Linked DNA regions of Homo sapiens: region 1 is linked to region 2. A link is a contact called in ENCODE Hi-C data. All regions are on one chromosome and are shown on one strand. Each heading gives the region's core, a stretch centred on a gene start or an enhancer-like site at or near the end of the contact. The rest is flanking DNA. Distances are from core to core; before and after follow the strand shown. Region 1 overlaps FAM168B (family with sequence similarity 168 member B). Region 2 has its middle 40 kb from the start of ARHGEF4.

Region 1 (6,700 bases), core at 2,270-4,769, 260 kb after region 2:
AGAGCATTAAGAAGAAAGTCCTGGTTGGAGGCGCAAGGCCTGCAGCACCAGCTGTGGAATCCCCAATAATGTGACTGCACAGCTCCGTCCTCAAACCTGCAGAAAGGAAGACAGACACTCAGTCACACAGAGCTCTTCCGGCACCGCTATTCCAAAATCTCAAGTAGGATGAGGCCCAGCAGGGTCGGAAAGGGCAGCAATGGGCAAAACTGCTGGACCTGGTTCTCACTTCCTTCCTAGAGACCCCCAATTGCAACTGGAGCCCTATTTCCTGTAGCAGGCAGGTGGGGGGTTAGAGCACATTCCAGGCAAGGCTCAAGATGGACAGTGTCAACAGTAGGTATTCAATGGTTCCTTCCTTCCTTCTACTCTGTAATGTCTCAATAAAAACAAAAAATTTAAACACTACATTGCCTCTGGATCCAGGGTCAGGCACACTTTCCTCGTTAGTGCTTAAATATGTGGTAAATTTGCCACTGTCCCATGGAAATGCCCTTTCATCAAAGGCTAGCCCAGCCTTCCCTGGTCACTTACATTTGCAGGTGATCACCACTGAGGGGGCACATAGCTGTAAGTGGGCGTTCCTGGGGCCCGGTACGTGGGCACAGTGACCGGGTGGGGGGCGACAGGAGTTGGGGAGTGAGCAGTCAGCAGGGTACCTGGAAGAAAGAGCAGCACATGACATGAGGCTGACCTCCTGCACAGCTCCACACTGCCTGATACGCACACAAGCCTGGCCTCTTTGCAAGGAGGAGGGTATACAGGAAGAGGGATAGTCTTGACCCAGATACTGTCAGAACTCTGATTAGATAATCCCCCACACCCAAAAGTTGTCTCCACACAGCAAGCTCCACAGACAATATGTTCGTAAAAGCCTTTTGTGTGTCCCCTTCATAAAGCACACCCAATAATTTTTATAGGTCAGATGATAAACAAATGAGTATGCTTCAGCCTTAACAAGGAAGGAGATTCTGACACATGCTACAATATAGATGAACCTTAAGAACATAATTCTGAAAGAAAGAAGCCAGTCACTAAAAGACAAATACTTAATGATTCCACTTAGATGAAGTACCTGGAGTAGTCAAATTCAGAGACAGAAAGAAAGTAGAACAGGGAATTAGCGTTAATGAGTACAGGAGTTCAGATTTGCAGGATAAAGACGTTCTGGAGCTCTGTTTCACAACAATGTGAATATACTTAACACTACTGAACCGTACTTAAAAAGGGTTAAGATGGGCTGGGCACAGGGGCTCATGTCTGTAATCCCAACACTCTGGGAGGCTGGGGTGGGAGGATAGCTTAAGTTCAGGAGCTTGAGATGCGCCTGGGCAACATAGTGAGATCCCAGCTCTACAAAAAGTTTTAAAATTAGCCAGGTGTGGTAGCATACTTATAGTCCCAGCTACTCAGGAAGCTAAGGTGGGAGGATGGCTTGAGCCCATGAGTTCCAGACTACAGTGAACTGTGATCGCACCACTGCACTCAAGCCTGGGCAAAAGGGCAAGACCCTGTCTCAACAAAAAAAAGTTAAGATGGTAAAAACAAATAAATAAAAAACAAGAGGCTGGCAACAGTGACTCACGCCTGTAAGCCCAGCACTCTGGGAGGCCGAGGCAGGTGGATCACCTGAGGTCAGGAGTTCGAGACCAGCCTGGCCAACATGGTGAAATCCCATCTCTACCAAAAGGTACAAAAAAATATTAGGCAGGCATGGTGGCAGGCGCCTGTAGTCCCAGCTACTGGGAAGGATGAGGTGGGAAAATCACTTGAACCTAGGAGGCAGAGGTTGCAGTAAGCTGAGATCACACCACTGCACTCCATCTTGGCTGACAGGATGAGACCCTGTCTTAAAAAAAAATATTAAAAATTTTAAAATTAAAAAAAAAAAAAAGAAATGAGGATTCTAAACTACATGAGCTTCTGAGTTCTTTAAGAGAAATCTATTTTTCCTACAACTGCAGAAACTCAACAACTACTTGAGTCCCTTTATGGACCAGCACCACCTCCAACACAGTGGCACCCAACCTGGTGCCTGCTGCCCTCCCTCCCTGTGCCTCAAACCAGCAGTTTCTGTCTATGCCCAGTTTCCTGTTCCTTGACAGATAAGTATGGGGAAAACCAAATCAGAGTCTACATTGAAGCACACATAATAACCCGGAATGCTTTTCTCTCTGGCATAATTTCCTTACACTGAAGTCAAGTCCAGAAAAACAAGGAGGGAACAGTACGCTTTTGTGTGGGCATGACCTAAAGGTGGTCATATTGACCCAGAGACCAGGAGGTGAATCCACATGGGTGGTCATACAGATTGGGTGGTCACCCAATCCCTAGACATCAGATCAAACCCCCAGGGCTTCCGCGGAGATGTGCCCATCCCAGCCAGGGGCCTCATCTTTCCATGGTTTATTTTCCTTAGAGGAGGCCTTGCAAAGTAAAGTACGGTAGATGAATGCCAAAGGATTTCTACAGGCAGCTGTTTCTTCTATCAACGCAAGACCAGCTCTCCTAGATGCATGAAAACATCCCGATGAAGACAACTGACCTGCAAAGACAAGCTCCCCTCAAGGGAAAGGAAGAAGGCCAGAGCAACCCCGGTACACAAAGTGTCCTCCTTCTACTCAAGTCTTACATGGTCATAGGGGGTGGGAGGAGAGGGGGCACATCCTGCATTGCCAAATGGCTCAGTTCACCAACAAAGCGAGTCCATCAGATTCAGAGAGGCCTCCACAAGGGGTCACTCAGGTAGGCAAAATAAAAGATAACCTGCTGTTTCTTCCCCAAAGAATTTTCTGTCCTTCCACACAACTACAGCTATGAAAACCTAGAGCCAAGGGTCAGAGGATTCGTGAGCTCTCCCCTCCCCCAGCTCTAGGGTACACCATAGGACAGACACCGCAGGAACGAGGACTTACCTGCTGACATGGCCATGGTGGTCCCAGCCACCATGCCCATGGTGACCCCGTTGCCTCTAGGAGGGGGGATGGGAGCAGGGTACACCGTTGCAGGCATGCCGTTGGGCTGCACCACCGTGGTGTGGTGGATGACGTGAGGAGGTGCTGCATACAGCGGCTGTGTGTAGTACGTGCCTTGCTGTGGGGAGAAGAGAGACAACTGACACAGGGTCCCAGGGCCAAAGGATGAACGCCCAGGTGGTATCACCCCTTCCCACACAGCAGTGTGTACCCAAGCATACCTGTGCATACGGGCTCTGCTGGGGGTAGGCACTTCGCACAGGGTACACGGCAGTCTGGTAGGGGTTCGGGGAGGAGGAGTACGGTGGCACAGCCCCGCTGGTGGGGGAACAGGACACTTTGTAAGGTGTGCCAGGAGTGTAACCTGGAACAAAGAAGGCAATGGCCTGAGTTCACCCAAGCCGGTCCAGGCGCAGGGAGAGGACACAGGCAGGGAGGAGCTAAGCTGCGTGTCAGCCCCACGCAACTCGCCAGACCTGCTGCCACTGCCGCCCCCACTCTCCTCCACTAAGATCTGACTTCATTCTTACTTTGTGTACGTGTGTGCATGCACGTGTGTGTGGTGGCAGGGTGTTGGGGAGGAGGAAAAAATACCAAAAGAGAACGTTCTACAGATGGAATGCTCACACAAGGACAGGAAATAAAAACTGTCTTGTCCTGCTGGAATTTAAATTGGTATGGCATTCCTGGGGCTAAACTTGGCATCTAAAGTATATATGCCTTTTAATCCCACAATTCCACTTCTAGAAGTCTGTCTTAAAGCAATACACATGGATCTATACACACACAGAGACTTAACTGTAAGCATGCTCATCATAGTGTTGTTTGTTACAGCAAAAACAGGAGAAACTTGCCCAGCACCAGGACTGGCTAAGCACTCTATGGTAAAAAGCCCTCTGGGTTAAGGGAGAAAGCTGAACACACATACTTGCTTTTGTCCCCACACAAAATGACATGAAAATGACAATAAAGCAGATTAAGAGAAAAAAGACATAAAACTCACCAAGAATGGAAGAGAAGACAGCATGTTGAAGCCTGGCAAGCTGAAGTGGAGGATGATTGAGCAGACTCGAGAAGAAGGCACTCAGCCAGCAGCGAGGAGCAGCTGGCACCAAGAGAGCCGTTCCCCAAAGCCCTGCAAACTGCTGGCCACCAACCCGTCTCCAGAAGCAGATAAAGAGACCCCATCTAGTAGAGTGGTTGAGTTTGCTGAATAAGCAGTTAGGTGTCCCTTCCTGACCCCAACAGAGAAGAGGGGTTTGGTCTCAGGGGAGGGAGAGGGTCTCTGGACAGCTATGTTCACAGCAGCTATATTCACAATGATCAAAAGCTGGCAATGGCCCAGATGCCCACCAGGAGACAAATGGGTAAACACACTGTGGTGCATCCATACAAATCCTACTGAGCAAGCCAAAGGGACAAACTGCTGATCCATACAAGCACATGAATGAATCACAAAGCCACACCATGTCAAAGGAGCCAGATACAAGGACACATGCTGGATGCATGTACTGACAGAAGCTCTAGGAAAGACCAACCTAATCCAGAGTCATCAAAACCCCAGCAATGGTGCCAGGGGCCAGAGGGGCATGCGAGAACCTTTCCAAAGAGTGCATTCACTCAAATGTGGTGACGGTCATACAGCTGTGTATGACTGTCCAAACATACCAAACTGTACACTGAGAAGGATTAACTTATAATATGTAAATCAGACCTCCATACAAGTGCTTATGGCATCTCACATTCCCATGGGTGAGAGCAGGAGGGGTGGAGCACTCACACACTGTCCGTGTCAGACAGTGCAACTTTGCAAGCCAGAGACACATCCCGCAACATCCAGCAATCCACTCCCAAAACTTCCCCTAGAAAAATGAAAACACAGGTCCACGAAAGACTTGTAAAAAGTGTTCAATCTTATTCCTAGTAGCCAAAAATGGGAACTAATCCAAATCTTCATCAACTGGAGAAAGGATAAATCATGATATGTCTCTATAAACATTACTCAGCAATCAAAAGGAAAAAACATGGATGAATCTCACAACATGCTGAGCTTTCCAAAGAAGCTGGAAACAGAACAGCACATAGAGCAATGATCCCGTTTATTCCCTAACAACAAAGAAATTTACCTACGGTGACGGAAATCAGAGGGGAGAGGGCGAAGAAAGCGTTCTGGGATGATCAAAGTATTCCATGTTTTATTTGGAGTGGTGGTTCCATGGGCATGTACAACTGTCAAAACCCACCCAGTTGAGCACTTAATATGTGGGTGTTTTGTGCATAAATTATACCTCAAGTTTGAAAAAATGAGCTGAGTATAAAGAATTTTGGATCACCTGAGCCGGAGGTCAACGCTGCAGTGAGCTGTAATTATGCCTCTGCATTCTGCCTGGGCGACAAAGTAAGACGCTGTCTCAGAAAAATAGTAATAATAATTAAAGTTAATTTTTAAAAAATTTTACACAACTGGGCTGTTAGCAATATGTACGTGTGTGTATTTTTTTTTTATTTTTATTTTTTGAGATGGAGTCTTGCTCTATTCCCTAGGCTGGAGTGTAGTGGTGCAATCTCAGCTCACTGCAGCCTCCGCCTCCTGGGTTCAAGCAATTCTCATGCCCCAGCCACCCGAGTAGCTGGGATTGCAGGCATGTGCCACCACATCCAGCTAATTTTTGTAATTTTTAGTATAGACGGGATTTTGCCATGTTGGCCAGGATAGTCTGGAACTCCTGGCCTCAAATGATCCTCCTGCCTCAGCCTCCCAAAGTAGTAGGATTACAGGTGTGAGCCTGTATATATATATGTGCCTGGTCCATATATTTTGTTTTAATTTGAAAGGGAAAGAGAATGATTGGCCCCCTGGGAAATTCACTAGTCTGGGGCCTTTTGTTTGGGGTGCCAGTGCAATTCTGTGACATGGATATATTGCACAGTGGTGAAGTCTGGGCTTTTTCACCTAAATACTGCACACTGTATCAATTAAGCAACACGAAGCCTTCAACATCAGCCTTCTCATACTCCCCTGCATGCCCTTTCATGGTCTCACGGTGGGAGGTGCTGTGGCTGAGATCTGCAGCAGACCAAACAACAGGTGGTCCTGTCCTATGCAGCAAAGCGGGTGCTCACACCCAGATTTGTCTGCATCCAGAGTCCTGACCCTTCTACCCAAACCAAGCAACTCCCAACCTCAGCTAGTCTCCATTTGAAGAAAGAAAAGATTCCTCCAGGGCTCCCTGTATTTTGAAATTCGCTCACCGCTATGTTAACCGTAAATAGAAACACTGCCAAAATTTGAATACAACAACTTTTTAATACTGGTGCTTGGCCAAAGGAAAGCAGAATACGCAGATTTTCCATTAGGATTTGGAAAAGCAAGTTTCAAGACAAGAGCAGTTACAGAGTTTCCTTCTCTGGCTGCTCATCTCCTCGTCTTTAAGAAGGCTAAAAAAGGAAAGTGAAAAGGAAAGCTTCACAGGTGTACACAGGTTAAAACTCATCAAACTGAAGCTTTAAATCTGTACACTTAGTTGTATGCCAATTACGCCACAACGAGGTTGTATAACATTTTCTTTAATTATAAAGAAAAAGGTAGTGTGAATGCCATCAAAGAATTATAAAGGAAAAGGTAGTGTGTCCGGCCATGTACTGATACTCCCAGGAGACCCGGGACAGTCCAATTCCCCCTAAGTGACTAGCTAACTCAGGGAAGAAATGCAAAAAGGAAGCAT
Region 2 (6,501 bases), core at 2,872-5,371:
GTGATGAATCTATAGATCAGTTTGGAGAGTATTTCCATCTTAACAACATTAAGTGTTCCAATTCACGAACATAAGATGTCCTTCCATTTATTTCTCTTTAATTTCTTCCAACCATGTTTTAGAGTTGTCAGTGTACAAGTGTTGCACTTCTTTTATTAATTTATCTTTAAATATTTTCTTCTTTTTGATGCTGGGCAGTACATTTTTAAGGAAAAGAAGTAGTAGACACTGGGACTGAAGGCTGTAAGGAAGCACTTCACTCCATTGCCAAGCTGCTCTCCTCTTCCAGGTGATGGACAGAGAACAGGGCTTTGCACATTGTCAGATACTCTCCACTGGAGCCATTTAGAGGGTGTCAAATAATATGTTATTATGGTTTCACTTGGCATTTCTCTGTGACTAATGAGGCAAAGCATCTTTTTAGGTACTTCCTGCCCATCCACACTTCCTCATCTGTGAAATGCTTTTTCATGTCTTTGATCCATTTTTTTAATATTCTTATTGATTTTTGTAAATTCTTTATGCATTCTGGATACTAATTTACTATTTTCTTCCTATCTATGGGTTTTCTTTTTGTTTTTGTTTGTTTGTTTTGTTTTGTTTTGAGACAGTCTCGCTCTGTCACCAGGCTGGAGTGCAGTGGCACGATCTTGGCTCACTGCAACCTCTGACTCCCTGGTTCAGGTGATTCTCCTGCCTCAGCCTCCCAAGTAGCTGGGATTACAGGCATGCATCACTATGCCCAGCTAATTTTTTTTTTTTTTTTTTTTTTGAGACGGAGTCTCGCTCTGTAGCCCAGGCTGGAGTGCAGTGGCGCGATCTCGGCTCACCGGAAGGTCTACCTCCTAGGTTCATGCCATTCTCCTGCCTCAGCCTCCCAAGTAGCTGGGAATACAGGCGCCCGCCACCACGCCCGGCTAATTTTTTGTATTTTCAGTAGAGATGGGGTTTCACAGTGGTAGCTAGGATGGTCTCGATCTCCTGACCTCATGATCCACCCACCTCTGCCTCCCAAAGTGCTGGGATTACAAGCATGAGCCACCACGTCCGGCCCGCCCAGCTAATTTTTGTATTTTTAGTAGACACAGGGTGTTGGCCAGGATGGTCTCGATCTCCTGACCTCGTGATTCGCCCACCTCAGCCTCTCAAAGTGCTGGGATTACAGGCGTGAGCCACTGCGTCCGGCCATCTTTTTGTTTTTTCATCAATATTTTTGTATATGATTTGTGCTTTTGTGTCTTGCTAATGAAATCCTTACTCACTGCAAATTTATAAATATAGCCTCCTACCATTTCTTCCGGCAGTTTCAAATGTGGTTTGTTACACTTAGGTCTTTAACCCACATGCAATTTATTTTTGTTCATGATTTAAAGCAAAGATCCAACTCTACTTGATTTTCTAAATGGATAACCAATTGTTCCAGAAAATTGATTTACCGGCCCATACTTTCCCCATGGATCTGCAAGCTCTGTCACAAACCAAGTCTCACTATGTGGGAGGGGCTGCTACTGGGATTTGGTTCCTTGGTCAGTTTTTTCCCTGTGCCAGTACATTCTGCCTTAATTATGACATCTTGAATATCTGTTGGGCAATGCTTACCATCTTGTTCTTTATTTTTATAATGGTCATAGCTCATCACTCTTCCATATAAATTATAGAATCAGTTTGACAAGTCTCCCCCTAAAAGCTGCTCAGATTTTAGTAGAATTGCAGGAAAGTGCATGAATTTGAAGATAATTGACATTTTTTCACATATATTGCTCCATTTATATAAACTTTCTTTAATGGCTTTCTTTTCAGTTTTGCCATTTTCTCTATGAAGGACTGCATCCATTTTACTTTTTATTCATAGAAACCTTATGTATTTCATTGCTATTATAAGTGAAATTTTGAAAATACATATTCTAAGTTTTTCTTGCTAGGGCATTTTCATTTTAGGAGGGCTCAAACCCCACAGTGTGGAAGAGAACCACTGGCTTGTGTGGTCTGGCAGCTCTGCCTCCCACTGCACTGGGAGCCCCACGGTCAGGCTATCCTCAACCCAGCAACTCCCTGTCCTTGCCTGCTTAGCAGCCAGGGGCCATCTCAGAACAGCCTGACTGCTGGCTCATCTGACTGTGGCTGGTTACACTTCCTGTTGGGTCATTGATTCAGTGTGAGGACAACAGCTCCAAGAGGCCTCTGGGTGCTATAAACTGACCAGGAGGTGAATGGCAGGGTTTCCTGACAGCAGGAGAGATTCGGGAAAGACAGTGTGGTCAGAGCCACCCAGGAGTAACCTACAGGCCAAGGGACAGAGCAAGTGTGCCATGGGGCCAAGTGTCTATGACAGCATGCCCTCCTTCCTTCTCTGAGCAGGGGGCTAGGGTCACCAAATCAGCTGCCCAGGACTGAGAAGTTTATCCAGATGAAGGACTTACAGGGCTAAAATTGGGAAATCCCAGGCAAACTGGGACCTGCTGATAACCCCACAACAAACATGAGCTGAACAAGATGAGTCCACAGAACCAGCTACAAAATTTGTGCAAAGCCTCACATACTGGGACCATTTGTGATAACCCAGGCCCCATCCTATGCAGCCAGCCGGTCCCACCTGTCCCTGCTCTCCAGAAGTGTGACAGCTCATGGGCATGGGTGGGAACAGTGTAAGCCCCACATCCAGATGAAAGGAAGGAGGACTGCTAGAAGAGCAGTTCCCCATAGAGATGGCCCATCGATTCCTGCAGCATGTCCTGCTGGAACCTCCGCTGGCTCCCATTCCCTCAGTCTCTGAATTGGTCTACCCTTTCTTCCAAGTCCTTCCCTCCAGGGCCCAGGCCCATCTCTCCATTGTGTAGGCCAGTGGTTCTCACACTTAACAAAAGCACCAGAAGAATATATGACAGAGGCTGTATGCAGTGACTCAACACCATTGCAGTCCCACCCCAGAGCGTGGGGAGAGCCAGGCTGCAGGGTGCAAAGCCCCAGGCCACTTCCTGCTGACTGTGGCTGCCAGACCACTCAAAGCCCTCGGCCTTCCACAGCCTTCTCCTCTGTCACCTCTGCAGGTGTGCTTGCCTCTGTCCCCCTCCCACTCTGCATTCCTGAGCTCTGCAGGGCCCTGTATCCTCTTACAAGGGAGTCATGCATGGGAAATAGACCCTTCCAGCCTCCAGGGCCCTGAGAGCCATGCGTTTTCTTTCTTTCTTTTCTTTTTTTCTTTCTTTTTTTTTTTTTTTTTTTTTTTTTGAGACGGAGTCTCGCTCTGTCACCCAGGCTGGAGTGCAATGGCACTATCTTGGCTCACTGTAAGCTCCGCCTCCCGGGTTCACGCCATTCTCCTGCCTCAGCCTTCCGAGTAGCTGGGACTACAGGCGCCCGCCACCACGCCCGGCTAATTTTTTTGTATTTTTTAGTAGAAACGGGGTTTCACCATGTTAGCCAGGATGGTCTCGATTTCCTGACCTCGTGACCCTCCCGTCTCGGCCTCCCAAAGTGCTGGGATTACAGGCGTGAGCCACTGCACTTGGCCCATTTTCATTGATTAACTGTCTGCTGGGGACCCTGGCTAGACCCGACTCTGGGGGCTTTTTCTTTCTTTTTCCTTTTTCCAGACAGAGTTTTGCTCTTGTCGCCCAGGCTGGAGTGCAGTGGCTCGATCTCGGCTCACTGCAACCTCCGCCTCCCGAGTTCACGCGATTCTCCTGTCTCAGCCTCCGGAGTAGCTGGGATTACAGGCGCACGCCACCACACCCAGCAAATTTTCGTATTTTTAGTAGAGACGGGGTTTCACCATGTTGGCCAGGCTGGTCTCGAACTCCTGACCTCAGGTGATCTGCCTGCCTCAGCCTCCCAAAGTGCTTGGATTACGGGCTTGAGCCACCGCGCGGGGCCTCTTTGGGGGCTTTTCATAAGGGTGTGTAGAATGTCAGTAAGAGGCTGCTTCTTCAGAGCCCTCTTCGTGCTACATAAGCCGGGCAGGGTGGATAGAAGTGGGTCTCTTGCTGCCTGTGGCCCTGAAACCCAGCCACGGGGCGGGGCCTGACTTCTTAGCGCAGTCCCCCTGCCGCGTGGAGGACCCTGCTCTCCGGCCCAGCATAGAGCGACTCCCTCCTGCCAGCAGGGGGCGCGCGGAGCTGTCTCTCCGGAGGCTCCCGGCGGCTCAGTCTCGGAACCCGCAGCCGGGAGCGCAGGGCGGGCCACACAGGGCGCCAGCACCTCCCACGAGCTCCGCGGGCCTCGCATCCGGAAGACGCCCCGGCTGACCGCGCGAATGGCTCGCGCTGCCGCGGACACCCGCCTGCCAGGGACGGGGCCTCTCTCCTGGGCCGTTTCATCTCACCGAGAGCGAGATCCGCTTTCCTAGAGGCTGGGAGGACCAGGCCCGGGCACAGGACTGGCTTCGCACCACTGGCCCCGCAGTCGGGTCCCCGGGGACGCGCCACGGGTCACTGCTGCCTGCTAAAGCGACACAAGGCGCCTTCATTCCTCAGGCCGAGGCGGCCGAACGCCTTGGCTCTGGCCGACAGTGAGCACCCACTGCGAGTCCGCACACACTGCAGCGCCCCCGGGCACGCCCCGCAGTCCGCCCAGCGTCCCCCGGGGCGGGGCACAGCCAGAGGACGGCCCGAGAGCCCTGCTGTCCCCGTCAGCGCCGCAGGAGGGCGCGACTTCCCCGCTGGGCCGAGGCCTTTGCCGGGCCCTCTACTGTACGCCGGTCCTAGGGCTGGGACCGCCGTCCTGGACCGACCTCAGCCCACTGTTCTGCGGAGGCCGCGTGTTGGGCGACAGCAGCCACCCAGCCCGGAAGCAGCCGTTCCGAGCGCAGGGGCGCCAAGAGCCCCGCGCCCCGCCTGTGCGCCGGCCCTGAGACTTGGAACGATGGTGCAGGCAGGAGGGGTCACCGGTAGGGATGCCACTGGAGGGACTGGGCCGTCCACACGGACCAGCTGACACACTAAGTGCTGGGTACACAGCAGGACAATGGCAAGGGCTGCTCAGACTGCGTTTTTAAAATCGCCTCACCACGAAAGACAGAAAGTAGGGAAGGGTACCTTGCTGTGGCCAAGGCCGCCCTCGCTGAGTCAGCTGGCATTCCCACGACTCCACGAGTCCCCAAAGGGCTTGTCAGAGCCCAGCGGCACCCTCGCCCTGGAAGTGCCCTGCGTCCTCCTCAAGAGCCTTATTTGGGACAGAGATCAGATCAACCGCGCCACCACCCTCCCACCCACCTTCCACATGTGATAGGGTCGCAGGAATGGGGAGCCTCGCAGAGGCGCGGCGGCAGCTCTCGCCTGCCAGTGACAGCCCACCTCCCACTTTAAAACAGGACGTTCCGAGTCCTGGTTCCACATGTTCAAAAGGCCGTGGCATGGGGGAGTGGGCCTACACCTGAGCTTTGGCTGCGAAAACACTCATTTCAAGGATAGCTGCTAGGCGCTGCCTTCCCCCATCCCCCTGCTGTTGGCCCCCATCCAAGCATCTCCAGCCTCTGCCAGGCCCTGCCCCCTTCCCCGCCCTCTATGGCCCTGAAGTGGGAGCCGGCTCAGGGCTGCAGGCTGCCTGCTCAGCGCCGGCACTCGCAGGCCCATCCCTGCTGTGAGCAAACAGACCAGTAGCATCCCTGAGACAGAGATGGACACCACTCCTGGGTAGGAGGGCAGGCTATGGACATCCGTTGCTGGAAAAGCTGGGAAGAGGGCTGGCAGTGGAGACGCTTCAGGTGCACCGTGTGGACAGACAAGGTTGCAAGTGATGCTGGTCCTCAAGGTATCAGGTGTGAGTCATCCCAAAAGGACCCTGCCTAAGAGGGTGGCCTGTCAAGAGGAGCCTTCTGGGGGCACAGCAGGGCCAGGAGTTGAGACATAGGAGGTTGCCCAGAAAGTGTGGGATGCAGCTTAGGCAAAGTGCAGAGGGTGAGCCCCATATCTCCCAAAAGAAGACCACAGATGCCCTAGCCTCTCTCCCCCACGCCCTGTCAGGGCCACCATGAGGGATGACCCTCTGTAGCCACAGGGTTGAAACTGCTGAAAATCAAACACAAGTCCTCACCATGTGACTGGCTGAATTACAGCAAAAGCTGAACTCCCAGCCTCCCAGGATGTCTACTATTAAAGTGAGGGTATTGATTGGGAGAGGATGACAACCTGTAAATTGGGATGGGGGTGTATGGGAATATCCTGATGAAACTGGGAGACATTGAGCTCCTAAATTCTGATGAATTCTCTTTGCCCACGGGAGTTGTCTTCCCATCCACAGCAAAACTAGCCTCCCCATCCCCAGGGGAAGCAGCCTTCACACCCTTCGTGGTGTTGGCCTTGGCCTGAGGAGATTAACCCTGCATTGCTGGAGGAAATGATAAAGACCTCCCCTGAGGCAGTTGTCATGCAAGACAATGCTGAGTTTCCTTAGGACCCACCTGTCTTTACTAGACCTATAACTAGACTCAAGGCCCAGCAGGCCCCCAAAGGTGAGGACATAGCAGGACCCAGGAGGAGGTGTGCCACAATCCAAAAGAACTAC

Evidence for each region. Hi-C counts contacts between places; a loop is a spot of excess contacts on that map. Pooled maps may share reads with other maps.
Region 1: a loop to region 2 is called in a map of PC-3, with 4 times the contacts of the local background. The contact joins two enhancer-like sites. A Hi-C loop is called at or near these places in 6 of 168 maps with a recorded cell type or tissue (CD8-positive, alpha-beta T cell, HCT116, PC-3 and 2 more), 5 of 37 single-sample maps with no recorded cell type and 9 of 50 pooled maps.

What each region holds. Positions count from the first base shown.
Region 1 is chr2:131,052,357-131,059,056 of GRCh38, forward strand. It overlaps FAM168B (family with sequence similarity 168 member B), which reads right to left. Exons shown (of 7, transcript NM_001009993.4): 4 at 3,197-3,339; 5 at 2,916-3,093; 6 at 535-659; 7 at 1-96. The coding sequence ends at 547. Among named protein-coding and RNA genes, the nearest start is that of SMIM39, 21 kb to the left of the region's middle. Within about 2 kb of position 3,520, at least 5 of the 41 ENCODE cell types and tissues checked have a DNase peak (open chromatin) inside an H3K27ac peak, as active enhancers do.
Region 2 is chr2:130,793,515-130,800,015 of GRCh38, forward strand. No RefSeq gene overlaps it. Among named protein-coding and RNA genes, the nearest start is that of ARHGEF4, 40 kb to the right of the region's middle. RefSeq lists silencers at 4,031-4,180, 4,491-4,740. Within about 2 kb of position 4,122, at least 36 of the 41 ENCODE cell types and tissues checked have a DNase peak (open chromatin) inside an H3K27ac peak, as active enhancers do.